Regions from separate parts of the Homo sapiens genome. Here region 2 is linked to region 1. A link is an interaction called in ENCODE POLR2A ChIA-PET data of the cell type or tissue named here. Cell type or tissue: OCI-LY7. All regions are shown on one strand. Links, peaks and the distances in the headings refer to the core of each region. The heading gives the core; the rest is flanking DNA.

Region 1 (15,372 bases), core at 5,292-10,291:
ACTTTAAGTTTTCAGTTGTAAGGAAAGGCTTTTTCTTGTATTAGACCAGACTTTAGAGATAAGAATCTATGTTAGACTACTTATTAAACTGTATTCCCTTTCAGACTACTAAGTAATGTAGTTTTCCCAAACTCAACTGTATAGCAGCCTTTTACTCTCATAACAACTCAAGATTCTCTACATGGGAAAACAGTAAACTACCTAATAAAACTTAATTGCAAATTCTTTATTGTCAAAATCAATTTTATTGCACAAAATTTAATATACAGTTTAGATATTCTATGGAGTTTAACTGCCGCATACTAGAAATCCTAACATTTCATTACCAAAGTACATAACTAGAAAATGATATATAATTACAAATTTTTTTCAGCTTTTGCAGTTAAGAGTCCTCTACAAAGTCTAACTGCCACTCTTGTTCTAGCTAAGTAAACACTGTTAAAATCTGATATTGGAGTCCCTAATTAAATTCCTCACCCAATTTAGACTTTGGCAATTAGACAATTTGAATAATCCTTTACTTGAAGCCTCAAATTTGACAGTATTAGACTGCTTTATGCCCCGTTTGCTAGAGACTGTTTCTTAGTTTTAAAGAACAAATGGCAAGAAAGATAAAGGCCGGCCTTAAAACACACTAGTTGGGGAATCTATTGTGTGCAGGTAGGAAACTCAATAGCTCAAGGCACTTAGCTGAGAAGATAGAGATAACAGTAAAACAAATACATTGTTTAGGTGCCAAAGTGAAATGGAAACAAGATTCCATCACAGACCCTGTCCACAAGTAGCATGAAATTAATATTTTAAGAAAATTCCTGAAGAATCAAATGATCTAACAGATAACACAAAACTTTCAATGATTAATTGCTGAGTATACCGTATAATTAGGAAGATGTTATCTCAGACTTAAGAGAACTGAGAAGGCTTTCAGGGCATCTCAGGTAAGGAAAACAACTGTGATATTTTTGGTAGAAAAGTACAAATAAGGCGGGGCGTGGTGGCTCAAGCCTGTAATCCCAGCACTTTGGGAGGCCGAGGTGGACGGAACACGAGATCAGGAGACCGAGGCCATCCTGGCTAACACGGTGGAACCCTGTCTCTACTAAAAAATACAAAAAAATTAGCTGGGCATGGTGGCGGGCACCTGTAGTCCTAGCTACTCGGGAGGCTGAGGCAGGAGAATGGTGTGAACCTGGGAGACAGAGCTTGCAGTGAGCCGAGATCACACCACTGCACTCCAGCCTGGGCAACAGAGCGAGACTCCGTAAAAAAAAAAAAAAGAAAAGTACAAATATGACATGTTCGTCCATTTATTCTTTCAACCGTTTTAGTTTGTTTGTTTTTTTGATACGGGGTCTCACTGTCACCCAGGCTGAAGTGCAGTGGCACAATCTGGGCTCACTGCAACCCAGCCTGATAGGCTCAAGTGATCCTCCTACCTCAGCCTCTGGAGCAGGCTGGGACTTGCAGCACGCACCCATGCCCAGCCAATTTTTTGTAGAGATGGGGTTTCACCACATTGCCCAGGCTGGTCTCGAACTAGACTCAAGTGATCCACCCATCTTGGCCTCCCCAAGGGCTGGGATTACAGGCATGAGCCACCGTGCCTGGCCCTTTTAACACATTTTAATTAAGCTTCTTTCATGTGCCAGAGATACAAGGAAGACAGTCCTCATCCTCCAGAATTTCATGATTTAGTGTAGGAAAAACATGTAATCAAAGTTATAGCAAACCATATTAGAAATATGTACAGGTACTGGCTGGGTGCGGTGGCTCACGCCTGTAATCCCAGTACTCTGGGAGGCCAAGGTGGGCGGATCACCTGAGGTCAGGAGTTCAAGACCAGCCTGGCCATGGTGAAACCCCATCTCTACTAAAAATACAAAAAAAATTAGCTGGGCATGGTGGCGCGTGCCTGTAGTCCCAGCTACTCAGAAGGCTGAGGCAGGAGAATTGCTTGAACCTGGGAGGTGGAGGTTGCGGTAAGCCAAGATTGCACCATTGCACTCCAGCCTGGGCAACAAGAGCGAAACTCTGTCTCGGAAAAGAAAAAAAAAAAAAAAATATATATATATATATATATACACACACACACATACACACACGCACACACACACACATACATACACACACATATATATATACACACACACACAGGTACTTTGGGAAAACAGAGAGAAGGTCAGGGAAGGCTTTAAAGACGATGTGATCCTTAAACTTGGAGGGTGAGTAAGAAAAATTCACCAGGCAGATCAGGGTATTTCATGCAAAGGAACTGCATGTATAAAAGCACAGAGGTAAGAAAGAACATGGCTCTTCTAACAGTGCAGATAGTTCAGAACGGCAAAAACAAGTAAGTGCATGTGTGCACTCAGTGGTAGAGGAAGGAGGGGTAGGAAGCTGAGGTACAGAATGAAAGCTAGAATGGAAAGGAAGGCTTCCAGATTATGAAGGGCTTTAAAGGCCATATTTGAGAAGCTGAACTCAGCATGTAGATCAGATCAAAGTTTCTCAGAGTATACTCTGTGGATCACTTGCATCAGAATCATCTCAGATAGAGATTTTCAAATTGTAGCTTGGGAACCACTGATTGTAAAATTAATTTAGTGGGCTGGGTAAGCACTAACAATGCAAGAGAGAAAGAAAAAGAAGGGAAAGGAAAGGTACAGAATAGAATTGAGTACACTGCATGTAGTGGGGCGATATGGTTTGGCTCTGTGTCTCCACCCAAATCTCATCTTGAATTGTACTCCCATAATTCTCATGTGTTGTGGGAGGGACCCAGTGGGAGATAATTTGAATCATGGGGGTGGTTTCCCCCATACTGCTCTCGTGGTAGTGAATAAGTCTCACAAGATATGATGGTTTTATCAGGGATTTCCGCTTTTGCATTTTCCTCATTTTCTCTTGCTGCCACCATCTAAGAAGTGCCTTTCACCTCCGCCATGATTCTGAGGCCTCCCCAGCCATGTGGAACTGTAAGTCCAATTAAACTTCTTTTTCTTCACAGTCTCAGGTGTGTCTTTATCAGCAGAGTGAAAACGGACTAATACATAGGGTATCGCTGTCCTAAGGGTGTGGTGTATGTATATATATTGAACTCAAAAACAAAATCTATTTCTTACTGTGGGTCATGGTGAAAGAGTTAAGAAATACTGATCTAGATGTTTGTTAAAATGCAGATTCCCAGCACACCTGTCTTTCAAGTCACCTGCTTGGCCCTCTTCCAAGTGTATTTTTCTTCCTTTCCTTCCTGCTCTAAGGCTTTTTAATAAACTTTCACTCCTGCTCTAAAACTTGTCTCGGTCTCTCCTTCTGTCTCCTGAGGAGGCAAGAATTGGGGCTGCTGCAGACCCGAACAGATACTTTTGGCTGCTAACACACTTTGGTGCCATGTGACTCGGATAAGTTATTATTTTAAAAATATTTTTTAAAATGTAGATTCCCAGGACCCATACCAGCCCTATCAAATTAGTGGAAGTGTGGCCTGAAATCTACATTTTTAACAGTACTAAGATATTCCTATGCACATTCAAATTGAGAACCACTGCTGAAAGGCTCGGGAAGGAATGAATTTGCAAACAGGCTGGGTGTGGTGGCTCATGCCTGTAATCCCAGCACTTTGGGAGGCTGAGGCGGGCGGATCACAAGGTCAGGAGATTGAGACCATCCTGGCTAACACGATGAAACCCCATCTCTACTAAAAATACAAAAAATTAGCCGGGTGCGGTGGCGGGTGCCTATAGTCCCAGCTACTCGGGAGGCTGAGGCAGGAGAATGGTGTGAACCCGGGAGGCGGAGCTTGCAGTGAGCCGAGATCGTGCCACTGCACTCCAGCCTGGGCGACAGAGGGAGACTCCATCACAAACAAACAAAGAAAAAACAAGTAAACAACAACAGGAAACATAAATAGTGGGAAGGATTAACTGGCAGGATTGTTCCTTCCCCAAATCAATATTCATCCAGGCGGCATGGTAGAGTTGTTAAAACCATGACCTTAGAGTCAGGGGCTCCCTATGTTCAAATCCTAGCTCTACCACTCATCAGCTATATAACCTTGAACAAATTACTTTCCTTTTCTTTACTTAGAGACGGGGTCTTGTTCCGTCGCTCAGGCTGAAGTGCAATAGTGAGAACACCGTTCACTGCAGCCTTGACCTCCCAGGCTGAAGCAATTTTCCTACCTCGGCCTCCTGAGTAGCTAAGACCACAGTTGTGCACCCCTGCATCTGGTTAATTAAAAAAAATTTTTGTAGAGATGGGGTTTTACCATGTTGCCCAGGCTGATCTCAAACTCCTGGGCTCAAGCAATCCTCTCCACCTTGGCCTCCCAAAGTGCTGGGATTACAGGCATAAGACACCGTGCCTGGCCTACTTGATTTTTTTTTTTTTTAATTATTTTTTTTGAGATGGAGTTTCACTCTTGTTGCCCAGGTTGGAGTCCAATGGCGTGATCTCGGCTCACCACAACCTCCGCCTCCTGGGTTCAAGCGATTCTCCTGCCTTAGCCTCCTGAGTAGCTGGGATCACAGGTGTGCGCCACCACGCCCGGCTAATTTTTTTTTTTTTTTTAATTGAGACAGAGTCTCGTTCTGTCGCCCAGGCTGGAGTGCAGTGGAGCAATCTTGGCTTACTGCAACCTCCACCTCCTGGGTTCAAGCGAATCTCCTGCTTCAGCCTCCCAAGTAGCTGGGACTACAGGCGCGTGCCACCACGTCCAGCCAATTTTTTGTGTTTTTAGTAGAGACAAGGTTTCACCATGTTGGTCAGGCTGGTCTCGAACTCCTGATCTCGTGATCCCCCCACCTCGGCCTCCCAAAGTGCTGGGATTACAAGCCTGAGTTCACTTTTCTATGCTTCCATTTTCTTATTTTTAAAATTGAGTTATTAATAGTACCTATTTCGTAGGCTGTTATAAGGATTAAATGAAATAAAATATATAAAGCACTTACTATCTACCAACAACTATTTTAATTGCCATTATGAGAATTCACTATTAATATCATGCCTGAGTCGGGCCCAGTGGCTCACACCTGTAATCCCAGCACTTTGGGAGGCCAAGGCAGGCGGATCACTGGACCCCAGGAGTTTGAAATCAGCCTGGAGAATATGGCAAAACCCATCTCTACAAAAAATACAGAAACTCTGGCCAGGCGTGGTGGCTAACACCTGTAATCCCAACACTTTGGGAGGCTGAGGCAGGAGGATCACTTGAGGTTGGGAGTTCAACACCAGGCTGGCTGACATGGTGAAACCCTGTGTCTAATAAAAATACAAAAATTAGCCAGGCGTAGTATACATCTACAATTCCAACTACTCGAGAGGCTGAGGCACGAGAATCGCTTGAACCCAGGAGGTGAGGGTTGCAGCAAGTCGAGATTGTGACACTGCACTCCAGCCTGGGTGACAGAGTGAGACTCTGTCTCAAAAAAAAAAATTAGCTGGGCATGGTGATGCACACCTGTAATCCCAGCTACTTAGGAGGCTGAGGTGGGAGAATCACCTGAGCCTGGGAGGTCAAGGCTGCAGTGAGCTGTGATCACATCACTGCACTCCAGCCCGGGCATCTCAAAAAACAAGCCTGATTCTGAGCTGCCAAAACTAAGAAAAAGAAATTCCACAGACAGCATCTTCCTTTTTAATGCCTTTACCACTGGAGTCAAGGAACCTGCATATGAATTCCAGGTCTGCCACTTATATTTGCAGCATGATTTGGGACAGTTAAATAACAAAAGTCTTGGCATTCTCTTCCATAAAGCAGAATTGTTCCAACGATTAAATAAAGTAGTGTGCATAAAGCACTAACGTTTACTCCCTGACATACAAGAAGTGCTTAATAAATGATAGCTATCACTTATAATTTCCTTGTTTTATATTGCATCTAGACTTACCTGCCTCTTTAAAAGTCTGGCCTATTAATTTGGCAATGAATCACAATTTTAAATGAGCATACTCTTGACCCAGAAATTTTCCACTTCCAAAAATTTATCCTAGGGAAATAATCACACAAGAGCTCACAGTGTATATTCAGTGGAGCTTTTAAAACAAAATGAAAACAACATACATGTTCATTAATAGAAGACTAAATAGACCGGGTGCAGTGGCTCATGCCTGTAATCCCAGCACTTTAGAAGGCCGAGGCAAGTGGATTGCTGAGCTCAGGAGTTTTGAGACCAGCCTGGGCAACATGGCGAGACCCTGTCTCTACAAAAAATACAAAAACTAGCTGGGCATGGGCATGGTGGTGCACCAACAACTTGGGAGGCTGAGGTGGGATGACCGCTTGAGCCCAGGATGTCAACGCCGCAGTGATCTGTGATCACATCACTGCACTCCATCCTGGGCGACAGAGCAAGACTACCTCAAAAAAAAAAAAAAAAAAGATGACTAAATAAACAAATTATGTTCTACCCAAACAATAAAATATTCTGTTAAAAAAAAAAACAGATTTGTAAGTATTGACATGGAAAGTTTAAGGTATATTCCTGAGTGGAAAAAAATGAAGGAGTAGAATAGGATATATAGCATGATTCCTTTTTTATAAAATATATATGTCTACATATAACTACACATGTATAAAGAAAATTCTAGAAAAATATACATCAAACTTAATAGCAGTCTCCCCTGGTAAGACTGGAAGGGAAGAAGGTGACTTTTACTTTCCGCTTTATACTAAATAGTGTGAAAAATAAAACCTAAAGAGATGCAGATCTTATGGTTCATAAAACAGTAATTACCTGTGAATATATTCCTTAAATTATCAACATATCTCTTAAATTATTTTTATACATCCAGGAAAAATACAAACCAACAGTATAAGGATGTCTCAAATATGACCAAGAAATATATTCTTTGAAAATATTACAGTCATTTAATTCCTGACTTCTGCATATTTAAGTAGCTGCAAAGACTTCAGAATGGAGGCTACTCTAAGTATAGGATGCCAGCATCTAGTGTGGTAGTACTTATCTATTCAAACAATACAGAGTGCTTACAAGTAACAGTTAGCCAGGGAGTATTAAGCATTTATACTTACAGCATGAGGCAGATAGTACCATAAGTATAAATACTTAATAAATGCTATCCCCAATAAAATTCACTGAACAGTAAATATCTAGTCATATACACAAATATGCTATGAAAATACTTTGTGTGATTTCTATTATTTCTATGCTTCTTCTTCCACATTGGGATTAAGTGTTACCCTTGAGCTAAATGCACTCCAATACCTTATAAACACAGTGCCTATTTAACACTCAAAAGGGGGGAGTGTATGTTGTCTGCTGGAAGTGGCATAAGGAAGGCCATGTTCAAAAGGATCACAACATTTTGAAGTTTTATTATATAAAACAGTGACACTCTCCAACAATACCAAAAACCTCTCTGTGCATAAGATTTTTTTCAACAACTGTGAAGAAACTATTTTAAATAGTATACGTCATTCCTCAGATACAGGTACATGTCAACAAGTAGAAAAGTAAACACAGAACTTAAAACACAGGTTGAAGATATAAATAGCTGGGCACAATGGCTCACGCCTGTAATCCCAGCACTTTGGGATGCCAAAGCGGGTAGATCACCTGATGTCAGGAGTTCGAGACCAGCCTGGCTAACATGGTGAAACCCCGTCTCTACTTAAAATACAAAAATTAGCTGGGTGTGATGGTGGGCGCCTATAATCCCAGCTACTCCGGAGGCTGAGGCTGAGGCAGGAGAATTGCTTGAACCTGGGAGGCGGAGGTTGCAGTGAGCTGAGATCGCGCCATTGCACTCCAGCCTGGCGACAAGAGCAAAACTCCGTCTCAAAAAAAAAAAAAAAAAAAAAAAGAGAAAGAAAAAAGAAACAGAAATCAACACCCAAATAAATAGAAATGATTTTATCAAACATACTTACCATTGAATGGATTGATTCCTGCCTTTATTCTTGTAATAATAGCTTCTTTTACTTCTTTTTTCTTCACACATCGAATACCCAAATTTTGGAAACTAGCAGGAAAAAAACAATATTCAAAACTGCATTATAAACACAAGGAATATTGCAAAAATCAAACATATAGCAATACTGAAGTTATCATGCTGTCAGTTGTACATACCAAAGCATGAACGTGCTTCCAATTGCTCTGATAAAGATGAGAGAGTAAGAAGTGGGATTATATGGCTGGGCGCGTGGCTTGTGCCTGTAATCCCAGCACTTTGGGAGGCCAAGGCAGGTGGATCACCTGAGGTCAGGAGTTCCAGACCAGCCTGATCAACATGGAGAAACCCCGTCTCTACTAAAAATACAAAATTAGCCAGGCATAGTGGCACATGCTTGTAATCTCAGCTACTCGGGAGGCTGAGGCAGGAGAATCACTTGAGCCTGGGAGGCAGAGGTTGCGGTAAGCCGAGATCACGCCATTGCACTCCAGCCTGGGCAACAAAAGCAAAACTCTGCCTCAAAAAAAAAAAAAGAAGTGGGGTTGTACTTCTAAGAACTGTTAAAAGAAAAATAATATATACTATATCATTTTAACATACAGTGTTTTACAATTACTAATATGCCTATGTCAAACATACCAAAATATAGATTAACAGTAAAGCAATATTAAATGGTAAAATTTGCCTCCCAAACAAATTCAGAATCAAATCAATAAAGTCTGTTTGATAATGTAAAGCAAAAGCTGTAAAGAGATGTTCACAGGTTGAAGCCCACAGGTATGTTTTGCTAGGCTCACAAAAGTGTTGCCTATATTTTTAAAAATCTGCACAGGTTATCTACATTTAGAAATCAGGTAATTGCATATGAACATCTGGATTTCCGGCTTCTCTTGTACATTTTAAAGACCTGGCAATACTAGGTTGGCACAGAAACAACAGGCTAGGGACTAAGCCCCATTTATTCAGGGCTCTTTAGTTTGCTACAGTGCCTGTTAGTCCTCCTACACTTGATCCACACCACTCATTTATGCTGCTTGCCTAGCTCCACAGAGATTTGCTTTTTGAGCCCTGAATTCACTGTTATTAGCAGTAGAATATGTTTTGTGCCACATTATATAAAGTTATAGCCATTCATCATAAAAAATTACTAAAATGTTTTTGTATTAGAAAGAAGTTTAATGCTAACAATATTTAACAAGTTTCAAAATGTCATTTATGAAAAACTTCCCAATAGCTACAAATACTACTAATTTGCATATGTGTAGCATAGACGATGGTGGGGGGAACTCCCCCACCACCACCAGTCATACTTGTTCCCACATGGAAAAACCATGACATCAGTAAAATTGGGTGGGCGTGAATAAGGAAGCAAAACTCAATTATAATAACATTACTATTGTTCAAACTTCACATGGCACTTGCAACCGGAGGCTACTTTGTCTGCCTGTCTCCATACTCATGCTGTCTTATGCTCATGTTCTTCACATCTACAATTTTGCTAGCATCTAAAATATCTTTCACATTTCCTTCCTCTGCCTCCAATAACTACAAAAATAAATCTTAAAAAACATTTTTTTTTGAGATGATCTCACTCTGCCACCCAGGCTGGAATGCAGTGGCACCATACCGGCTCACTGCAACCTCTGCCTCCCAGGCTCGGGTGATCCTCCCACCTCAGCCTCCTGAGTAGCTGGACTACAGGTACATGACACCCTACCTGGCTAATTTTTGTATTTTTGTAGAGCCAGGGTTTCACCAGGTTGCCCAGGCTGGTCTTAAGCTCCTGGACTCAAGCAGTCCACCTGCCTCAGCCTCCCAAAGTGCTCGGATTATAGGCATGAGCCACTATGCTTGGTCAGCTAAATCTTGAATTCTTAATCCTTTCTTGAAATCTTGCAACTATAATCCTCTTCCTCAAAAGTATTTCCACTTCTTTGAAAGATTCTTGGTTTGATTCTTTTTCTTTGGTAAAAGATTTTATAGAATTCTTCATATTAATACATTTATATTACTTCATTTTGTTTCATCTGAATAATCTCATATTTGACTGCTATTCACGGAATATTAGGGGTGGTGGTAATTTTTGAAATTCTGAAATGAAGGATCAAGAGATTGTTTGAATCAATTATTCATTCATTCATTCACAGACATTCAACAAGCTTTGGGGTTCGTACTATATACCAAAAACTCTGCAAAGTAATGGGGATATACAATCCCTTTCCTCAAGAAGCTTACAGTCTAGTGGAAAGATTGGCAAACTGTAACTCATGGACCAAATCCAACATCTTGTCTGTCTTTGCAAATAAAGTTTTATTGGAACACAGCCAAACTGATGTTTACATATTATCTATGGCTGCTTTCATGCTACAACAGCAGAGCTGAGCAACAGAGACCATACAGCTTGCAAAACCCCAAACATTTACTATCTAGTACTTTACAGAAAAAGTCTGGTAGTCTCTGGTCAAGTGGATATACATTAAATAATCACACATACACAAATGCTAAACTGCAATCATAACAAGTTTTATGAAGGAGGTATACATGATGTTATGGGAGCCTATGCTGGAACAGAAGAAAAACACTTCCAGGCAAAAGGAACAGGCCACACAAAGACCCCTAGAAAAGAGCAGTGGAAACAGAGGAAACTAAAGGAAGGCATTGTGAGTGGAGTATAAAAATTAAGGAAAGCAGAGTTTAATAGAAGGCTAGAAATAAAGGTGGGTCATGTGGGCCTTATAGGCTATATAGAAGGAATGCTGTCTTTATTCCAAGAGCCAAATAAACCCATTAAAATGTTTTAAGCAAGGGAAAGACAATTTCATTTGTATTTTAAAAGATCACACTGGCTAAAGCGAGGAAAGATAGAGGGTTTGGAAAAGGTACAAAATGGTTAATGCAAGACCAGTCAGGAGGTTATTCCAGCAGCCCCAGTTTAGGCTATAGTGGTAGTATGACGGTGATGAATTTCACTGAGTGAAGTGGATAGATTCAAAACCAGTTGAGAAGGTAACTGTTAGTAGATTCAATGTGTACACCTGGATGAGGAATGTCAGAGATGACACCTATAGGTCTTTTATCGCAATCACTAACATACGGCACATTGGAAGAAGACCAGTTATGAGGGGAAAGAGATATGATCACAGTAAAATCACGTTTGGGGAATATTCTATTTGAAGTGCTTTTTTTTTTTTTTTTTTAAAGAGATACAATCTCGCTCTGTTGCCCAGGCTGGACTCAAACTCCTGGGCTCAAGCAATCCTCCTGCTTTGGCCTCCTGAGTAGCTGTAACTACAGGCATGGGCCACTGTGCCCCGCTACTTAAGGTACTTTTGAGACATTTAAGGGAATATGTTGAGAAGGCAATCAGACTTACTACCATTCCCCACCAGAAGGAACCAAGAATCTCTGGAAAAAGCTGATGACTTCAGGGCTGGGGCAAGCAAAGCACAAGTTGGCCAGGCACGGTGGCTCATGCCTGTAATCTCAGCATTTCGGGAGGCTGAGGCAGGAGGATCACCTGAGGTCACGAGTTTGAGACAAGCCTGGCCAACATGATGAAACCCCGTATCTACTAAAAATACAAAAATTACCTGGGTGTGGTAGTGCACGCCTGTAATTCCAGCTACTTGGGAGGCCAAGGCACAAAAATTGCATGAACTTGGGAGGGGAAGGTTGCAGTGAGGTGAGATCGCACCACCGCACTCCAGCCTGGGCAACAGAGCAAGGCTCTGTCTCAAAAAAAAAGGAAAAAAAAAAAGAAAAAAGAAAAGCACAAGTCTTGAACATTTCATTTTGTCAGAAAGTAAAAAAGTGCTCAAAGAAAGATGACGGCATATCAAAAAAACACAGGAGACAGTTTGAAGAGGCTTGCATTAGTCAAATCTGGGTCAATTTGAAAATCAAAAGAATAACAGAATAACTATAATATATTAAATACAAGAATGCATGAGTTTACAGTGATACTTTTTAAATGGAGAAAGAGAGGAAGGGAAAGTTCTTCTTTATAATAGAATGCCAAGATAATATCGCCAATAATGTAAAAAACTGAAGGGATATTTTTAGAGTTATACTGCATCACTTCTATAGATTTCTTGCCCAAAATGTTTCATGTTAACATGAAAATATTATTCATGTTATTCATGTTAAATATAATGTTACCTATAGTGTGTAATCCTTAATGGGATCCTGAATTGGGGAGAGAGTTGGAACAGCCATAAAGAGCATTATTAGGACAATAAGTGAGGTGGTCCAAAAATTTAACTGCCTGTAACTAAGAAAGAACAGCCAGAAAAGCAGGAAGTAAAATGGAAGTTTGTTTTCACAGAAAGCAAGGAATAAAAATGTTTCAAGTAAGGAGTGATCACAGTGTAAAATGTTGTTGGGAGGTCAAGTAATATAGACAAATATTTGCCAAGTGTGTATAATACTAGATATTTTCTTTTGTGTTATTATTGTAAGAGGAGCATTTAAAGTATTTTTTTCTAAATGGTTATTACTAATATATGTGGAGACTATTAATCTCTTTTCTGTTGCCATTAGTTCATTTTTCCCCAAAAGCCAATACATGTTCATTACAAAAATGAATTATAAAATATAAGTTAAAAGAAAAACATAAAACCCTACAATCTTACCCACCCAGACAACTACTATTAATACCTTAGTATTAACATATACACATCATGTATATGTATAAATTTATCTTAAACAAAAATAAAATTATTCTTTACATATTGTTTTAAAACCTATTTATCTGGCCAGGTGCCGTGGCTCACGCTTGTAATCCCAGCACTTTGGGAGGCTGAGGCACGTGGATCACCTGAGGTCAGGAATTCGAGACCAGCCCAGCCAACATGGTGAAACCCTGTCTCTAATGGTTTAAATACCAAAAAATTAGCTGGGCATGGTGGCACATGCCTGTAATATCAGCTAACATGGGAGGCTGAGGCAGGAGAATCACTTGAACCAGGGAGGTGGAGGTTGCAGTGAGCCGAAATCACACCACTTCACTGCAGCCTGGGCAACAAAGCAAGACTGTCTCAAAAAGAAAAAAAAAAACAAAAAACAGAAAACCTATTTATCTAATATATTGTGACTATATTTACATACCAATAGACATATTGGCAATATGATTTTTAAGGCTGTACAGGAGTACATTGCATGAATGTATCAGTTTATTTAATTAATCCCCTTTGCTTACTATTTGGATTGCTTCTAGCTTTTTGCCATTACAAAGAGAACTGCAATGAACAGCATTAGAGCATAATGTCTGAACACACTTAATTATTTTCTGAGGCTAAACTCCTAGAAGTGGAACAGCTGGCTCAAGAGGCATTAATATTTTTCAGGCTTTTGCCATGTAGTTAAATTGCCTACCAGACGTCTTTATTAATTTACATTCTAACATGATGAATGGGCCCATCTTCTGGTAGCCTCACTATCATGAAGTATTACATGACTATTTTTATCTTAGAACTATTGTTGTATGTTAATTCTATAACCTGCCACTTTCTAAATAATAACTCTAGAGTTTTCCAGTTGATTTTTCTCACATCCAGGCATTTTTATGTTAACTGTAAATGGGCGTGGCACAGCAGCTCACGCCTGTAATCCCAAGCACTTTGGGAGGCCAAGGTGGACAGACTGCCTGAGTCCAGGAGTTCAAGACCACCCTCGGCAACAAGCAAAACCCCATCTCTACAAAAAATACAAAAATTAGCCGGGCATGGTGGTACATGCCTGCAGTCCCAGCTACTCAGGAGGCTGAGGCTGAAGATCACTTGAGTCTGGAGGTGAAGGTTGCAATGGGCCGAGATCATGCCACTGCACTCCAGCCTGGGTAACAGAGCGAGACCTTGTCTCAAAATAATAATAATAATAAGTTAACTATAAATGAAAAGACAGAGGCTAGGCACGGTGTCTCACACCTGTAATCCCAGCACTTTGGGAGGCCGAGGCAGGCAGATCACCTGAGGTCGGGAGTTCCAGACCAGCCTGACCAACATGGAGAAACCCCATCTCTACTAAAAATACAAAAAAATTAGCCAGGCGTGGTGGTGCATGCCTGTAATCCCAGCTACTCGGGAGGCTGAGGCAGAAGAATCGCTTGAACCCAGGAGGTGGAGGTTGCAGTGAGCCGAGATTGCGCCATTGCACTTTAGCCTAGGCAACAAGGGTAAAACTCCATCTCAAAAAAAAAAAAAAAAAAAAAAGACAGAGTGAATAATTATTTCAAAAACTGTCCACCCCAAGAAAGGAAATCACAGTATACAAGAAGTTTACGTTTACTTTTAATAACAATAAAAATGTCTTCCTGCTAACTATCATAAGATGTGTCTACTAATAAAGAATGAAAGGGTAGTTCTAATGCAAATAGTAAAAATGTAAGTGTAAAATACAGTAAATAGAAGTAGAATGAGAAAATTATTCTGCTAAAAAGTAACAGATTGTCATGGAGAAGAAACAGAACATCCTATGTCTTATCTTATTTCTGAAGATGTCTGTAACTGTGTACTTACAACAAAGGTCTGCGTTCTTGTCCAAATTCTGCTTCATAGTAGCCGTCTCTGCAGTCTTTTCCAACTAAATCATGAGGATGAGGTTTATATGGGTCATTCTTTGTTACTAATGTAATTCTCACTTTTCCTTTTCCATAATAGTTCATAATCTGAAAAAAGGGGGAAATTAAATACATGATCCAAATAGACTGCATTATAAACTGATCTACTAAATGAGAATTCAATTTACATTAATTATAATGTAATTGGCACTAGATAAATAAAATCCAGCTGACGAACAACTGCAGTTTAGATGAAACTTTCCAGAGAATACCAGTACAGAAAAACTTACCTCTCAGTTTCTTGACATATTTTCTGCCCTAATTTCAATTGGTCATATCATTTGACTGGGCTTATTTTCCTTTCAAAACAAGTAAAACTCTACCCAAATTTTATCCATAGAACATGAGAAAACAGATGTTAAGTCACTAAATGCCCAGCTCTTTAACGTACTGTCATACCATAAACATTCCTTGAAAATATATTTAAGCCGTATTGGAAAGGATAGCACATAAATATGATCATTTTACTTAATATATGACATTTCACTTCACAAAAATATTTGTTCAGTAAGCATACCCCAAGTGTTTACTCTAGAATAGGCAATAAATCAAATTGAGTTTAACAACATCAAATTTCACATAGAAAGTATAGCTAGAACACAGAGTAAAAAGGAGAGTTTAACATGGAAGAGGAAGGAGGACAGGAATTAATGCTTAGTTTGAAAGCTAGTAAAGTTGCAAGAACAAAGCAGGGACTATAAAAACCAGCATACCACAAAGGAGCAAGGTAAAGTAAGAATGGGTAGCTTACAAGGTAGAGGGCACTAAAATCCATAATTTTGAATTTAAATAGAATTTGAAAGTAACCAAGAAGTATTACATTTCTTTCTGTATGAAAGAGA
Region 2 (15,372 bases), core at 6,559-11,558, 150 kb after region 1:
CGCCTCCGTTATCCTACATCTTTGATTTAATTATAGTTATACATAATTAACTCACCAGTTGAGATTTTGTCTCGAAAGGGTCACACCCAGGAACATACGACTTTCACACAAGTATCCCAGGGAAAAACAAGCTTGTAAATTGGAGGCTTAACTGTTCACTTCACCCCTAAGTACCACCTTTGATTAGTGACATTCTGGCATTTAGCTGACAGAGGTTGAAAATAGTAGCTAGCAGTTTGCAATAGGATAAATCCCAGGCTGAAACAAAAATCTTACACTTTTAAATAGTGGAAATCATGTTCGATGTGAGTGTGGGGATGAAAATGAGAAAATAATAACCAATTTTAAAATGCTGAAAGGTAGAAGTAATTTCAAGCACTAAATCATTACAAAGAAAAGGAAGTCAAGAACTGCTTGCTCTTGAACATAACTCAGAGTCACAGTAAATAGAGGAGATTACTTGCTGATTAATTCATTAAAAAATATTTATTGAGGCAAGATACAGTGGCTCACACCTGTAATCCCAGCACTTTGGGAGGCCAAGGTGGGAGAATTGCTTGAGGCCAGGAGTTCGAGAACAGCCTGGGCAACATAGTGAGACCCTGTCACTACAAAAAGTTTTAAAAAAATTAGCTGGGCATGGTGGCCCATGCCTGTAGTCCCAGCTACTCAGGAGGCTGGGGTGGGAGGATCTCTTTGAGTCCAGGACGTGGAGGCTGCAGGAAACCAGGATGGCACCACTGCATTCCAGCCAGAGTGATAGAAGGAGACCCTGTCTCAAAAAAATAAATAAATAAATAAATAAATAAAAACTACAAAACATATTTTTGAAAACCTGAGCAAGGTGCAGTGGCTCTTGCCTGCAATCCCAGTGCTTTGTGACGCCAAGGCTGGTGGATCACTTGAGGCCATGAGTTCTATTAAGACCAGCCTGGCCAACATGGCAAAAACCCATCTCTACTTAAAAGCAACAACAAAAACCTGACGTGGCCTGGTGTGGTGGATCACACCTGTAATCCTAACATTTTGGGAGGCTGAGGCGGGTGGATCACTTGAGGTCAGGAGTTCGAGACCAGCCTGGCCAACATGGTGAAACCCCATCTCTACTAAAAATAGAAAAACTAGCTGGGTGCGTGGTGCGCCTGTGATCCCGGCTACTCAGCAGGGTGAGGCAGGAGAATTGCGTGAACCCGAGAGGCAGAGGTTTTTTTGAGATGGAGTCTCGCTCTGTTGCCCAGGCTGGGGTGCAGTGGCGTGATCTCTGCTCAGCCTCCTGAGTAGGTGGGATTACAGGCATGCACCACCACGTCCAGCTATATTTTTGTATTTTTAGTACAGACGGGGTTTCACCATGTGGGCCAGCTAGTCTCAAACTCCTGACATCAGGTAATCCGCCCACCTCGGCTTCCCAAAGTGCTAGGATTACAGATGTGAGCCACCACACCCAGCCAAGCAGTGTTTTATTATTTATTTATTTATTTATTTTTGAGATGGAGTCTTGCTCTGTCACCTAGGCTGCAGCACAGTGGCATGATCTTGGCTCACTGCATCCTCTGCCTCCTGGGTTCAAATGATTCTCCTGTCTCAGCCTCCCGAGTAGCTGGGACTACAGGCGTGCGCCACCACGCCTGGCTAATTTTTTGTATTTTAGAGATGGACTTTCACCATGTTGGCCGCACATCTCAGCCTCCCAAAGTGCTGGGATTACAGGCGTGAGCCACCGCTTCCAGCCTAATTTTTGTATTTTTAGTACAGACAGGGTTTCACCATATTGGTCAGGCTAGTCTTGAACTCCTGACCTCGTGATCCGCCAGCCTCAGCCTCCCAAAGTGCTGGGATTACAGGCGTGAGCCACCATGCCCGGCCACGGTGTTTTAATCAATTGCTTTTCTTCCCATTTTCCTGTCTTTGTTAATCTACCTGGGATTTAATGACAGTCCCTAACCCCCATCTCAATAAGGATACTGTATTTTTCCCAACCCCAATTTCAATAAGGACATTTTTCTTATTTGCAGTGTATATTGTAACTGTATTTGTTAAGTTAAAAATTTTCAAATGACAAAACTAACCCATGCGCATAAAAAAAAAGAGCGGACGTCTGTCCCTCCTTTCCATCTCTTGCCCAGGCTGGAGTGCAGTGATGTGATCTCAGCTCACTGCAACCTCCACCTTCCGGTTTCGAGTGATTCCCCTGCCTCAGCCTCCTGAGTAGCTGGGTTTACAGGTGCCCGCCACTATGCCCAGCTAATTTTTGTATTTTTAGTAGAGACAGCATTTTGCCATGTTGGCCAGGCTGGTCTTGAACTCCTGACCTCAGGTGATCCGCCTGCCTCGGCCTCCCAAAGTGCTGAGATTACAGGCGTGAGCCACCGTGCCCGGCCTGTATTTTATTTTTGAGACAGACTCTCCCTCTGTTGCCCAAGCTGGAGTGCAGTGCTGTGATCTTGGCTCACTGCAATGTCCATCTCCTGGGTTGAAGCCATTCTCCTGCCTCAGCCTCCCCAGTGGCTGGGATTACAGGTGCGCGCTACCATACCTGGCTAATTTTTGTATTTTTAGTAGAGATGGAGTTTCACCATGTTAGCTAGGTTGGTCTCAAACTCCTTTCCTCAAGTGATGTATCCGCCTAGGCCTCTTAAAGTGCTGGGATTACAGGCGCGAGCTACCTCGCCCCGCTGACATGTATATTGTAAAATAAAATTTATATACTTGAAATTGTCCTCTTAGAAGTTTATACCAGTATATGCTCCAATATGTATGTGATGATCTGTTTTCTCAAACATTCACAAATACTGGGTATTATTATTATTATTATTATTATTTTGAGACAGAGTTTCGTTCTTGTTGCCCAGGCTGGAGTGCAATGGCGCGATCTTGGCTCATTGCAACCTCCGTCCCCTGGGTTCAAGCGATTCTCCTGCCTTAGCCTCCCGACTAGCTGGGATTACAGGTGCCCACTGCCACGCTGGGCTAAGTTTTTGTATTTTTAGTAGAGACGGGGTTTTGCCATGTTGACCAGGCTGGTCTCAAACTCCTGACCTCATGTGATCCACCCTCCTTGGCCTCCCAAAGTGCTAGGATTACACGCATGAGCCACTGCACCTGGCCAAATATCTTTTTTTTTTTTTTTTTATGGCTGGATATGGTGGCTCCACGTGGTGGCTCCGGCCTGTAATCCCAGCATTTTGAGAGGCTGAAGCGCGTGAATCACTTGAGGCCAGGAGTTCCAGACCATCCTGGCCAACAGGGTGAAACCTGACCTCTACTAAAAATACAAAAATTAGCTGGTCATGGTAGTGCACGTCTGTAATCCCAGCCAGTTGGGAGGCTGAGGCACAAGAATTGAGTGAACCCGGAAGTGGAAGTTGCAGTGAGCCAGTACACTCCAGCCTGGGTAACAGAGGGATACTGTCTCAAAAAAAAAACCAAACCAAAACAAAACAAAAAACAAAAAACCAACCATAAAAGCAACTTTTGGCCAGGTACAGTGGCTCACACCTGCAATCCCAGCACTTTGGGAGGCCGAGGTGGGTTGATCACTTGAGGTCAGGAGTTCGAGACCAGCCTGGCCAACATGGTGAAACCCCGTCTCTACTAAAAATACAAAAAAATTAGCTGGGTGTGGTGGTGGGTGCCTGTAATCTCAGCTACTCTGGAGGCCGAGGCTGGAGAATGGCTTGAACCCAGGAGGCGGAGGTTGCGGTGAGCCGAGATCTCGCCATCGCATTCCAGCCAGGGCAACAAGAGTGAAACTTCGTCTCAAAAACAAACAAACAAAAAAACCCAAAAAACAACTTTTTAATTTGGCTGGTTGTGGTGGCTTATGGTTGCAATCCCAGTACTTTAGGAGACTAAGGCAGGAGGATCCCTTAAGCTCAGGAGTTGAGACCAGCCTGGACAACTGCAAAACCACAACTCTATTTAAAAAAAAAGTTTTTATGCTTATAAAAAAACTATAAATATACAGAAAAAGTAGAGAGAATAATATAATTAACACCATATACCCATCATGTAGAATTTTTTTAGCATTTGGTCATGTTTCACACATTTTTCAGTGAAATCTTTTTAAGTAAACACATAAAATTTTACTCCTAAATATTTTGATATGCATATCTAATGAGAACACTTTCCTGTACAACCATAATAATATTAATACACTCAAGTATTTCCACTTGTTGCCCAAATATCTTTTGCACCAAGCTTGTTTATAGTGTGATCCAATCAAGAAGTATGATTGCATTTGGTTGTTGGGTCTCTGAAATGGCTTTTTTTTCCTTAAAAGTATTTTTTAATTAGCTGGGCGTGGTGGCAGGTGCCTGTAATCCCAGCTACTTGGGAGGCTGAGGCAGGAGAATTGCTTGAGCTCGAGAGGTGGAGGTTGCAGTGAGCTGAGATCGCACCACTGTACCACTGCACTCCAGCCTGGGCGACAGAGCGAGACTGTCTCAGAAAAAAAAAAAAAAAAAAGGGGCTTTATTTTTTAAGAGCAGTTTTAGGTTCATAGCAAAATTGAGAAAAAAACAAGTATTTCCCATGTGCTGCCTCCCCCAAGACATGCATAGCCTCCTCCATTATCAACATCCTGAAATATATTTTAATCTAGAACAGACTTTCTCCCTAGCTTTTTATTTTTCCTGTGACATTGATTTGTAGAGAGTAGACTAGTATTTCCTTAGAATGTTCCAACTTCTAGATGTTTCTGGTTGTTTCCTTGTGGTGTCATTTAACAATAACCTCAGTATTTTCTATTAATGGAAGTTGGATCTAAAGGCTTGATTAGATTCAGGCTAAATACTGCATCATACTGGAAGGCACATAGTGAAGCTCTGTTTATCCCATTATTAATGATATTAAGATTGATCACTGGGTCTGTGTGGTGACAATCATCTTAGAACTCCTTAGTAAACTGCAGGGTGATAACTTTAGCACCAGATAAATATACAGCTCCCCAACCTTTCACCTAATTGTTTCAGCATCCATTGACAATTCGTGGCTTAATTAATTATTTCCCTAGGGATTGCAAATTGTGTTTTTTTTTTTTTCAATTCTGTCTACATTGATAGCTAGCCTTTTTCAGGAAAGAAGGGCTCTTGCTCATCAACTGCGCTATTAGGCTACTCCGCAATAGGTTACTGCAAATAACCTAATTCTTTCCCCTTTCAGATAAGAACTTGGTGGAATGGCCACCTGTAGAAAAGTTTTCGTTTATTTGCTTGCTTGTTTTACTCCTCCTCCTCTTTTTTTAATTTTTAAGTATTCTATGGACACAGGGATATTTATTTATTTATTTGAGACAGAGTCTAGCTCTGTTGCCCAGGCTGGAGTGCAATGGCACAATCTCGGCTCACTGCAACCTCCGCCTCCCAGGTTCAAGTGATTCTCCCTCCTCAGTCTCCTGAGTAGCTGGGAGTACAGGCATGTGTCAACATGCCTGGCTAAGTTTGTATTTTTAGTAGAGATAGGTTTTTGCCATATTGGCCACACTGGTCTCAAACTCCTGACCTCAAGTGATCTGCCCACCTCTGCCTCCCAAAGTGCTGGGGGATTACAGGTGTGAGTCATCGCACCTGGCCCGACTCATGGATTTTTATATAGTCAGTGTGTTTCAATTTGTTACAGGCATTGTTCTTTTGATGCTAAAATCGTCCCAACTTTGGCCAATAAATGCCTCTGTCAAGCGGCTGGTTCTATTAATTTTTTTTTTTCTTTGAGGTAGAGTCTCACTCTGTCGCCCAGGCTGGAGTGTAGTGGCATGATCTTGGCTCACTGCAACCTCCACCTTCCAGGTTCAAGCGATTCTTCCACCTCAGCCTCCCAAGTAGCTGGGATTACAGGCGCCTGCCACCATGCCCAGCTAATTTTTGTATTTTTAGTAGAAATGGGGTTTCTCCATGTTAGCCAGGTTGGTCTTGAACTCCTGACCTCAGGTGATCTGCTTGCCTCAGTCTCCCAAAGTGTTGGGATTACAGGTGTGAGCCACGGAGCCCAGCCAGTAGTTTTTAAAAATTTAAAAAATCAATCTGACAGGTTGGAGAATGCTATTTCTTTGTGATTTTAACTTGCAGATCCCTCATCAGTGGTGAAAGGTGAGCATCTTTCATATTTTACCAGTGGTGAATATCTTTCATATTTTACCAGCCATTTATATTTCTTACTCTGTGGATTGCCTATTCATATATTTTGTCCATTTTCCTATTGGTATAACTATGTATATGTATATATAACTAATTATCAACACTCATCTCTACAGATGAACTGTTTTCAGTGCTCACTGCCAATCTCTTCCAGCTACAACTTTCCTATTCTTGAATTTTTTCTTTTGATCATTTCCTGCTCTAGAATGGCAGCTTATTCAGAAAAGGGATACATTTTCTTCTGGCTTATTTGAAAATGCCCTTCTACTACATGATAACATTTTCTTCAGAGCTTGATAGATGTTTTATTATTAGCTGTTGTATCTTAGACATTGTAAAGATTCTTCCTTTTTTGAGACAGGGTCTTGCTTTGCTGGCCAGGCTGGAGTGCAGTGGCATGATCATGGCTCACTGCAGCCTTAACAACTGGGACTCAAGCGATCTTCTTGCCTCAGATTCTCCTGACTCAGCCTCCAGAGTAGCTAAGACTATAGGTGCACACCACCATGCCTGGTTAATTTTTTTTTTTTTCATTTTTAGTAGGGACCGGTCTTGCCATGCTGCCCAGGCTAGTTTTGAATTCCTGGCCTCAAGTGATTCTCCCACCTCAGCCTCCTGAAATGCTGGGGTTACAGGCATTAGCCAGTGTGCCCAGTGAAATTCTTATTTTTGAAGTTTAAAAATTCCTCCAAATTAGGCCTTTTTCCTAGAAATGTGTACAGAACAAGCTAAACATTCTTTTTTTCTGAGTATTTTTTTAAAGATTAGATACATTCTTTTTTGTTGTTGTTCTGCTATAAAAAGTATTACTGCTTCTATTCCATTCATTGGCTCTTTTATTTTTTAAAAGTTCATTCAGATAAACAGAATTGCAACATGGAAGAATGTTAAAATGTTAGTACAAGTAATTCATGGAGAAAAATCTTTAAAAATTATTATCTTGGCTGGGCGTGGTGGTTCACACCTGTAATCCCAGCACTTTGGGAGGCCAAGGTAGGGGGATCACCTGAGGACAGGAGTTCGAGACCAGCCTGATCAACATGGTAAAACCTCATCTCTACTAAAAATACAAAATTAGCCAGGCATGGTGGCTCATGCCTGTAATCCCAGCTACTTGGGAGGCTGAGGCAGAAGAATTGCTTGAACCGGGGACGCAGAGGTTGCAGTGAACCGAGATCATGCCATTGTACTCCAGCTTGGGCAACAAGAGTGAAACTGCATCTCAAAAAAAAAAAAAAATTATCTTAACTTTTGTAACTATCTACTGGGTTGTTTACTTGTCTGTAGGACAGGGACCATCTCAGTCTTGTACACTGGGTCATCCTCAGAACTTAGCACAGCTGCTCAATAAATATTCATTGAATGAATTCAACTATTATTTTCTCTCTTATATCTGCCTTTATCTCATCATTTCTCCATCTTTTGCCCCAACTGATAGACTATGTCTACCTTGCCTTCTCCCTCACTAACTTAATAAATATTCTGATGTGTCTGAATGTTATACAATTACTCCATTGAAACTTTTTCATCTCTGGACTCTTTCATTGACTTGGAGAATTTCTTTTTTTCGGCAGATTATTGTAGCATGGTATTGCTTGCACTGGTCATTAGCAGGTCAATATGGTGGGCTGTGAGCACTTTTTAAAGAATGAATAGAAAAGCGTGGTGATCCTACTTGACAGTAGGATCCTCCAAAAACAATCTTGGGAGCTAGTGCTAGGGTTGCCTGCATGTTGTGCCAGGTGGGGCTAAGGTCTCCCCTTCTATCAACAGGAGGGAGCCTGCACTTAGCTTCTCCCAGGATGGCTTTCTGCTGGGTTGCTGGCTTTCCCAGACAACTAAACAGCTGGCAGCTAAACTCAGCCACGCTGGCTCTAAATAGTCTCTGTGTCCACATTCTGACACATTTTAAGAGGGTGTCATCTCAGGGGGCACACATCCTTCCATTGGAACACATATAGCACATAGCCTTAGCAACCCTCTGGGATGATGGGAGAGTCTGCGACTATGTCCTCTCTTGGTGACCCTTGGCTTGTATGTTTCTCCATTAAAGCCTGTTCCTTAACTCAAGCTGAATGACCATGTGAAATTCATCCCAAGCCCTGTTGCACAATGGGTGGCAACCATGAAGGGAATCCCTACTCACTTTGAACAACCCAAATAAAATGAAAAATACATATTGTTAAATGGGCTCCAAGAGGATTCATGTCTGGTCTTACTTGGTCGATTTTGAACAAATAGGAGCTGAGCTGGATGTTGTCAGAAATTGATGTGGATCCCCAACCAATTTTTCTTTTTGAGACAAGGTCTTCCTGGAGTGCAGTGGTGTGATTATGGCTTACTGCAACCTCTGCCTCCGTGGCTCAAGTAATCCTCCCACCTCAGCCTCCAAGGGTAGCTGGGACCACACATGTGCAACCATGCCAGGCTAATTTTTTTTATTTATTTTTAGTTTTTTAGTTTTTGTAGAGATGAGATCTCCCTATGTTGCCCATGCTGGTCTCTAACTCTTGGGCTCAAGTGATCCACCTGCCTCAGCCTCCCAAAGTGCTGGGATTACAGCCATGAGCCACTGCACCTGGACTCCCAATAAAAATTTTAATGGTAGGACATCAGATCCAGATAAAATAAAAAAGAATAAAGCTGGCAGTAGTGAAATCTCAGAAATGTAGTAGAATTCTTATAAAATTGTGAGGGAGGAGCAGAGTAGAATGGGGAAGGTAGAGTGATAGCTGAAGCCATGTTTCTAATGTGAGTAGGATTGCTAGGAAAAGGACTCTCTCCTTTAAGGTTTTATACTTAGATGGCTAATTTGTGCCTCGTTGAGACCTCAGAACCACCACTAAGGGTGTCAGAAGAGGAAAGGACATCCAAGTGTTGCAATTCCTAAAAGGACTGTCAACAAACTTTTCTTTTAGCCCCCTGTGACAGGGGGGTAGAGTGTAAGGTATATAAATGTTCTTTGGTCAAGGATAGGCTGAGGCAGACGTCCGGCCCACTTGACTCAGTTGAGTTTGGTGTGCAGGCACACACCTCCACTTATTGTATAACCTGTTTGTGTAAATTCATACTTAGCTCTGAGCCACTGTTGTCTGTAAAAGATATAATTGCCCTGCTAATGCTGTATAGGAGCCCTTAGGGCTCGGCTTGGCTCAACATGGCTTGACATGGCAGGTGCTCTGGGGCCCAGAGAAAGAGAGAGACAGCCAAAGGTGTCCGTCTTGCAGACAGACAGGAGGGAGCCAGGATACAGCTCTGCTTGCTTGTGCCGAGAGAGAGAACAAGCTGTTGCCCTGAAGGCAAAGGAGAGCCGGCCACACAGCTGTGTGTGGAAGCTGCCAACTCAAGCAGCTGAGACAGGGTGGACAGTGTGAGAGAGACAGCGTGAGAAAGCTGTCGATGACAGCTACTGCTGAATAAAATAATCTCTCACCTGCCTACGGCCCCCTGAGTATTTCTGCTCATCCATCCATTCCCCTCGGACTTCAGTATGGGCTGGGCCCGGACCCCAGGATCTGAAAATTGACAAGTATGGGATGAGATGAGTGGGTCTTCAGCCCCTGAGGGCTCCTGAGTTGGCTATGTGGCCGTGGCATGGGCTGTGGAACTGGGTGGCAGCAGTGGTGCTTGGATGAGCCCCAGTGGAAACATGGGAGGCAATGGATGGGTCCCCTGCAAGTGTGGAGAAGGCGCTGAAGCACCTGGAATTACACAGCACTGAGAAGAAGCATGCCTTTACCGGCAGAGTCAGATGGGCATTTGTGACTGTGCGGCAGGAAGTGCATGCCCAGTCCATGTGGGATGCAGGAAGGAGGAAGAACCTCTGTGGCAGGCTAGCCCTGTGGTCTGCCAGGAAATATGGCATGAGCAGCTGTTAGGCCCCAAGAGTGGGCCGAGAGACACACCCCACTACCGTGGTGAAGCACATTTCCTGTGGTGTCTGTGCCCCTGCTGAGTTGTGGGGGTGAGGCAAGTAATGTCGGCAGTCATATACAGATTTAGTGCAAATCATTCAGGAGAAGGACATTCCTTCTTCCCAATGTGCAACCCGCTCCTGCCTGAGCGTTCCAGTTTAGAGAGTACCTGCTGCAGTCAGGCAGAAGTGTAAAGCCTTTTCTGTTTGATAAGAGACTGGCCAAGATGCATGGCTGAGGGGTTACTGGACAACCAGAGCTACCTGTGGACTTGGCAATCCACTGGTCCCTGAACCTGGGTAAGTTTCTGGGCAGAGCCACATTTATTGACGGCTATGAAGACTGGTCAGTGAAAGTGAAACCTGTATCTCTACATCTTGGCTTCAGCCGCTTGGCTCTCTGCTTAGGCACTGTGTATGTCTGTTCCATACCCGAAGACATTCTGGGGTGGATGTTTTGCACAGGTTAGTAGCTGTGCTGTCTGTCACGGACTTGATGGACCACTTGACAATGGAACTGGGACAGTCCACCGAGAGCCAGGAACAGTATGCCTTCATGGGAGGGCAACAATGGACTTTTACAGTGTTGCCGCAGGGCTATATGTATAGCCCCACCATGCGTCATGATTCTATCAATAATGTTATGCCAACCTCTGATTTTCTTGCAGGTTTAGAAGCAGTAGCACCCTTCTTGCCTGAGAATGGGATAATGAGGCTGAGACAGCTTTTCTGGGTAGTAAACCAAGGGTGCCCATTCATGTAACCACATTCATGTAGATATACATGTAACCACAGATAGTTTTGGATAGGGTCTATAGCAATGCATGGAGCACTTGGAAGCGCCAGTGGGCTGTTAGCTGTTAGCTGAGCTCCGGTGTTCATTAATAAAGAAGCAGTTAGTGACTGCATATGCTGCCCTTCAGGCTCATAAGAACATAGCAGGATGGGTTACAGTTGTCGTGCAGACAACTTACCTGGTAGCAGGATGGGTGTGTTCATAGGTAATGATCCCCTGGACTGGGACAACACAGACATCTACTTTAGTGAAGTGGGCTGCCTACTTAGAACAGCAGAATATGCTGAGTACAAGTCCCTTAGCAGCAGAGTTACAAGAAGCCTTAGGACCTGTAGTCCTGATGCAAGATAAGGTCATGGGGCCTGAGGCACTCCTTGATCCTGAGCCTTCACCATTAGTAAGGGCATCCTCCCATTCCTAATAGGCATGGTACAATGCTAAGTCTAGCTGGGGTGCTATTGCTGCCTGGACTCCTGGTGCAGTCCAGCCTAGTACTAACACCATATGGTTTGATACCAGGTGTAGACAGAGTAGCTAATGAGCTAAACTCAGGGCAGTGTGAATAATCTCCAAGAGGGTGACAGCTATGGTAATCTGTGATGATAGGCAATTTATTGAAGCTTATGTATGTAATAGGCCTGTGTGACCAGAGCCTCTGTCTAAGGCCTGTATGACAGTCTGATGTGTCAAGCCTGTGTATGTATATTGGGCCTCTGTGCCCAAAGCTTATGTGTGTCAAGCCTGTGTACCGGGCCTGTGTGCCCAAACCCTATGTCTCTCTTGGCCTAGGGGGTGGACGGTAAGGTATATGGATGTGCTTTGGTCAAGGATAGGCCTTGGATGACCCAGCAAGTTTGGCACGCCCTCCACTTGTTATATGACCTTTGTGTAAGTTCGTACTTGGCTCTGAGCTACTATTGTCTGTAAAAGGTGTAATTGCCCTGCTAATGCTGTACAGGGGCTTTGGGGCCCAGTTTGGCTCAACATGGCTTGACGTGGCCGAGAAAGAGAGAGAGAGAGAAAGAGAGAGCCAAAGCTGTCTGTCTTGTAGACAGATAGGAGGGAGCCAGGACATAGCTCAGCTTGCTCGTGCCCAGGGAGAGAACAAGTTAAGCCGCTGACCCTGAAGGCAAAGGAGAGCTGGTCATACCTGTGTGTGGGAGCTGCCAGCTCAAGTAGCTGAGACAGGGTGGACAGTGTGAGAGAGACAGTGTGAGAAAGCTGCTGATGAGAGCCGCCGCTGAATAAAATCATCTCTCACCTGCCTACTGCCCCCTGAGTATTCTTTCTGCTCATCCACCCACTCCCCTCGGACTTCAGCATAGGCCGAACCCAGGCCCTGGGATCTGACAGGCCTCTACCACTCCATGTTATGGATGTCAGAGGGCACCTTGTAGCATCTCTGGTTTACGTTGATAATTTGTTGTCTCCGAGGAAAGATTCCCTTGCGTGGTTTGGTTTTTATTTTGTTACCCAGTTCATTCAGCATGGTTTAATTTAGCATAAATTCCTGGGTTTTTTTGTGGGTTTTTTTTTTTTTTTTTTGAGTCGGAGTCTCACTGTCCCCAGGCTGGAGTGCAGTGGTGCGATCTCGGCTCACTGCAACTTCTGCCTCCCAGGTTCAAGCAATTCTCCTGCCTCAGCCTCCCGAGTAGCTGGGACTACAGGTGTGCATCACCATGCCCAGCTAATTTTTGTATTTTTAGTAGAGACAGTGTTTCACTATGTTGGCCTGGATGGTCTCGATCTCCTGACCTCGTGATCCGCCTGCCTTGGCCTCCCAGAGTGCTGGGATTACAGGCGTGTGAGCCACCACGCCCAGCTTCCTGTGTTTCTAATATGAAATTTCCGTGGCTGGTGCAGATGTTTGTACAACTTGTAGCTTTTTTTTTTTCTTAAAGTTTGGTGCAAAGTCAGGTATCTATTCATTTTCCTGTACCTAGAACGGTAAAGTCCTGGATATGCTTTAAGTAATTCAAGAGCCCATTGATTAGATGAGTTTGCCCTCAGAAAAACTTCCAAGTCTCTGGATTTTCATGATTTATGTTTGTAAGGTGAGGCTCCCTGTTTTCTTGCATTAAAAAACCCACTAACTTCATTGGAAGAGCCTTTGCTCTGTGAGCTTAGATGCGTCAAACCAAACAAGGTAGCGATCCACAGCTTTCCTAGGAGGCATCTTAACTACTGAAGTTAAGGAACTCAGTCATCCTTCTCAAACGTTTGTTCTCCACACATTAGGAAGGGCAGAAAAAGTCTTTATTCCAATGTTAAAACTTTCCCCCAGAACTCAGGGGATTAATGTATAAACTCAGTGGACAGGGAGGTAGGTTTTCTGCTTCCCTCCAAATTGAAGCCGAGATTAATTACGGTATTCACCTATTCCTGAAACATGCTGGTTAATGGTTCCTAGCTGTGCACTCCCCGAAGCAGCACTGGTCCCACAGTTCTTAGCGGACTCACTTGCTTTGATCAACTCATTCTCTCTCAGCAGGCCAAAACACTAGCCACAGGACACAAGTGCTTAGTTTACAATCATGTTAATTTTGCTTTTTGTTTGTCTTCAGTGGTTGGAGATTAATGAGTAAAAAGGGTGTTTAAATTTTCAACCAGCTTTCTTCTAATCACTTGGCTGCATTGTCACTGGCAGTTTTATTACTTTGATTCCCTGAATCAATCAGGTGTACAGTTTCTATGTCCAATGTAGGTTATGGTGCAGGAAAAGACAGTCCTACCAGGAATTACTGCTGTTGCTCTGGATTCCAGGAAGGCCTACTGTGAAAATGCTTAAGCACTGTTGTAGGACTTTTCTTTTTTCTTTTGAGACAAAGTCTCGCTCTGTTGCCCAGGGTGGAGTGCAGTGGTGTGATCTCGACTCACTGCAACCTCCACCTCCCAGGTTCAAGCGATTCTCCTGCCTCAGCCTCCCGAGTAGCTGGGATTACAGGTGTGCACCACCACACCCAGCTAATTTTTGTATTTTTAGTAGAGACAGGGTTTCACCATGTTGACCAGGCTGGTCTCAAACTCCTGACCTCAAGTGATCCACCCACTTTGGCCTCCCAAAGTGCTGAGATTACAGATTTGAGCCATGAGCCGGGCCTATATTTATTATTATTTGGAGACAGGGTCTTACCATGTTGCCCAGGTGGGAGTGCAGTAGCTATTCACAGGCATGATCATAGCTCACTGCAGCCTCGAATTCCTGGCCTCAAATTGAAAGATTCTCTCCGGGCCCTGAAAGCTTAAGGGAATGAATAACTCCTCCCTCTTCAGGCCCAGTCCCAAGGCGCAAGGCCACTTGTGCCAGCAGCATGCGTCAGTAAGATAGCAGAAGCAGGAAGAGAGCTGGCCGAAAGACACGAACCCCCGAAGACGGGAGAGAGGCTGTGTGGGTGCTGCGTAGCAGTTACCTCAGACTGAGACACTTCCTGATTACAGGAGACTATAAAACCCCTGCCCCGTCCTCTTTTGGTGCTGACGCCATATTAGGCCTCAGCCCACCTGCACTGAGGTGCTCATTAAAACAGTGTGTTGCTCCACACCACCTCGTGTTTGTTGGTGCCCTCTGAGGGTTCGAATCCATACAAGAGCCTTGCACAAATGATTCTCCTTTTTCAGCCTCCAGGATAGGTGAGATTACAGGCAAGTGCCACCTGGACTGGATTATTCCTTGCATTTTTAAGAAATCTGACATTTTCTAAACATTTTACAAAGGATGTTGCTATGGCCATTTCTCATAGTTAGGGAATCAAATTAGTTTGTCTGTTGGAATGGTGAAAGTTAATTAAGAATTTGAAGTAGGCTGAGCATGGTGGCTCACACCTGTAATCCCAGCACTTTGGGAGGCCGAGGCTGGTGGATCACCTGAGGTCAGGAGTTCGAGACCAGCCTGACCAACATGGAGAAACCCCATCTCTACTAAAAATACAAAAAATTATCCAGCCTTGGTGGCACATGCCTGTAATCCCAGCTACTCGGGAGGCTGAGGCAGGAGAATCACTTGAACCCGGGAGGCAGAGGTTGCAGTGAGCCGAGATTGCGCCATTGCACTCCAGCCTGGGCAACAAGAGTGAAACTCCGTCTCAAAAAAAAAAAAAAAAAAAAAAGAAAAAGAATTTGAAGTAAATTCATTAGAAGATGAGTTTGTTGCTACTTCAACTCCTCATCCTGTTTTCCTAACTGAGGAAAACGAACTCCATTCTGTTGCAGGTTTTCTTCAGTGTATGCTTCCTGGTGTATACAGAAACAAACCTAGCCTGGATGATTCTCTCTCAAAGAGGTCTCGTATCAGAGAAATCCCCCTCAGGTCTAATACATTGTAATGGAGATTTTGTACACAAATTGCAGCTGACTATGCCTTGCTCCCGGCAGTAAGGGACAAGGCTAGCTTTGCTTTCACATAGTGAGGACTTCCGGAGTGCAAACCTGATCACAATACTTCTTGCCTTCACATTTTTAAATGTTCCCTATGGCCTCTGGATGATACTCTCACAAGTTTATAGACGCCTCTCTCCACTGTGAGTTCCTTC

Evidence for each region. Peaks named below come from ENCODE experiments on the same cell type or tissue, not always from the same donor. Only the 100,000 strongest peaks of a DNase experiment are listed, where the experiment ranks them.
Region 2: POLR2A ChIA-PET joins it to region 1 with 9 read pairs; 4 of 35 experiments call an interaction of 5 or more read pairs at or near these places.

Annotation. Positions count from the first base shown.
Region 1 is chr2:60,893,603-60,908,974 of GRCh38, reverse strand. It overlaps REL (REL proto-oncogene, NF-kB subunit), which reads right to left. Exons shown (of 10, transcript NM_001291746.2): 3 at 14,430-14,578; 4 at 7,892-7,983. Among named protein-coding and RNA genes, the nearest start is that of REL, 20 kb to the right of the region's middle. RefSeq lists a silencer at 567-861. In OCI-LY7, for the core only: no CTCF peak of the experiment used is centred there; no DNase peak of the experiment used is centred there; H3K27ac peaks cover 733 bases.
Region 2 is chr2:60,740,582-60,755,953 of GRCh38, reverse strand. No RefSeq gene overlaps it. Among named protein-coding and RNA genes, the nearest start is that of PAPOLG, 8.0 kb to the left of the region's middle. RefSeq lists an enhancer at 12,829-13,792. In OCI-LY7, for the core only: no CTCF peak of the experiment used is centred there; no DNase peak of the experiment used is centred there.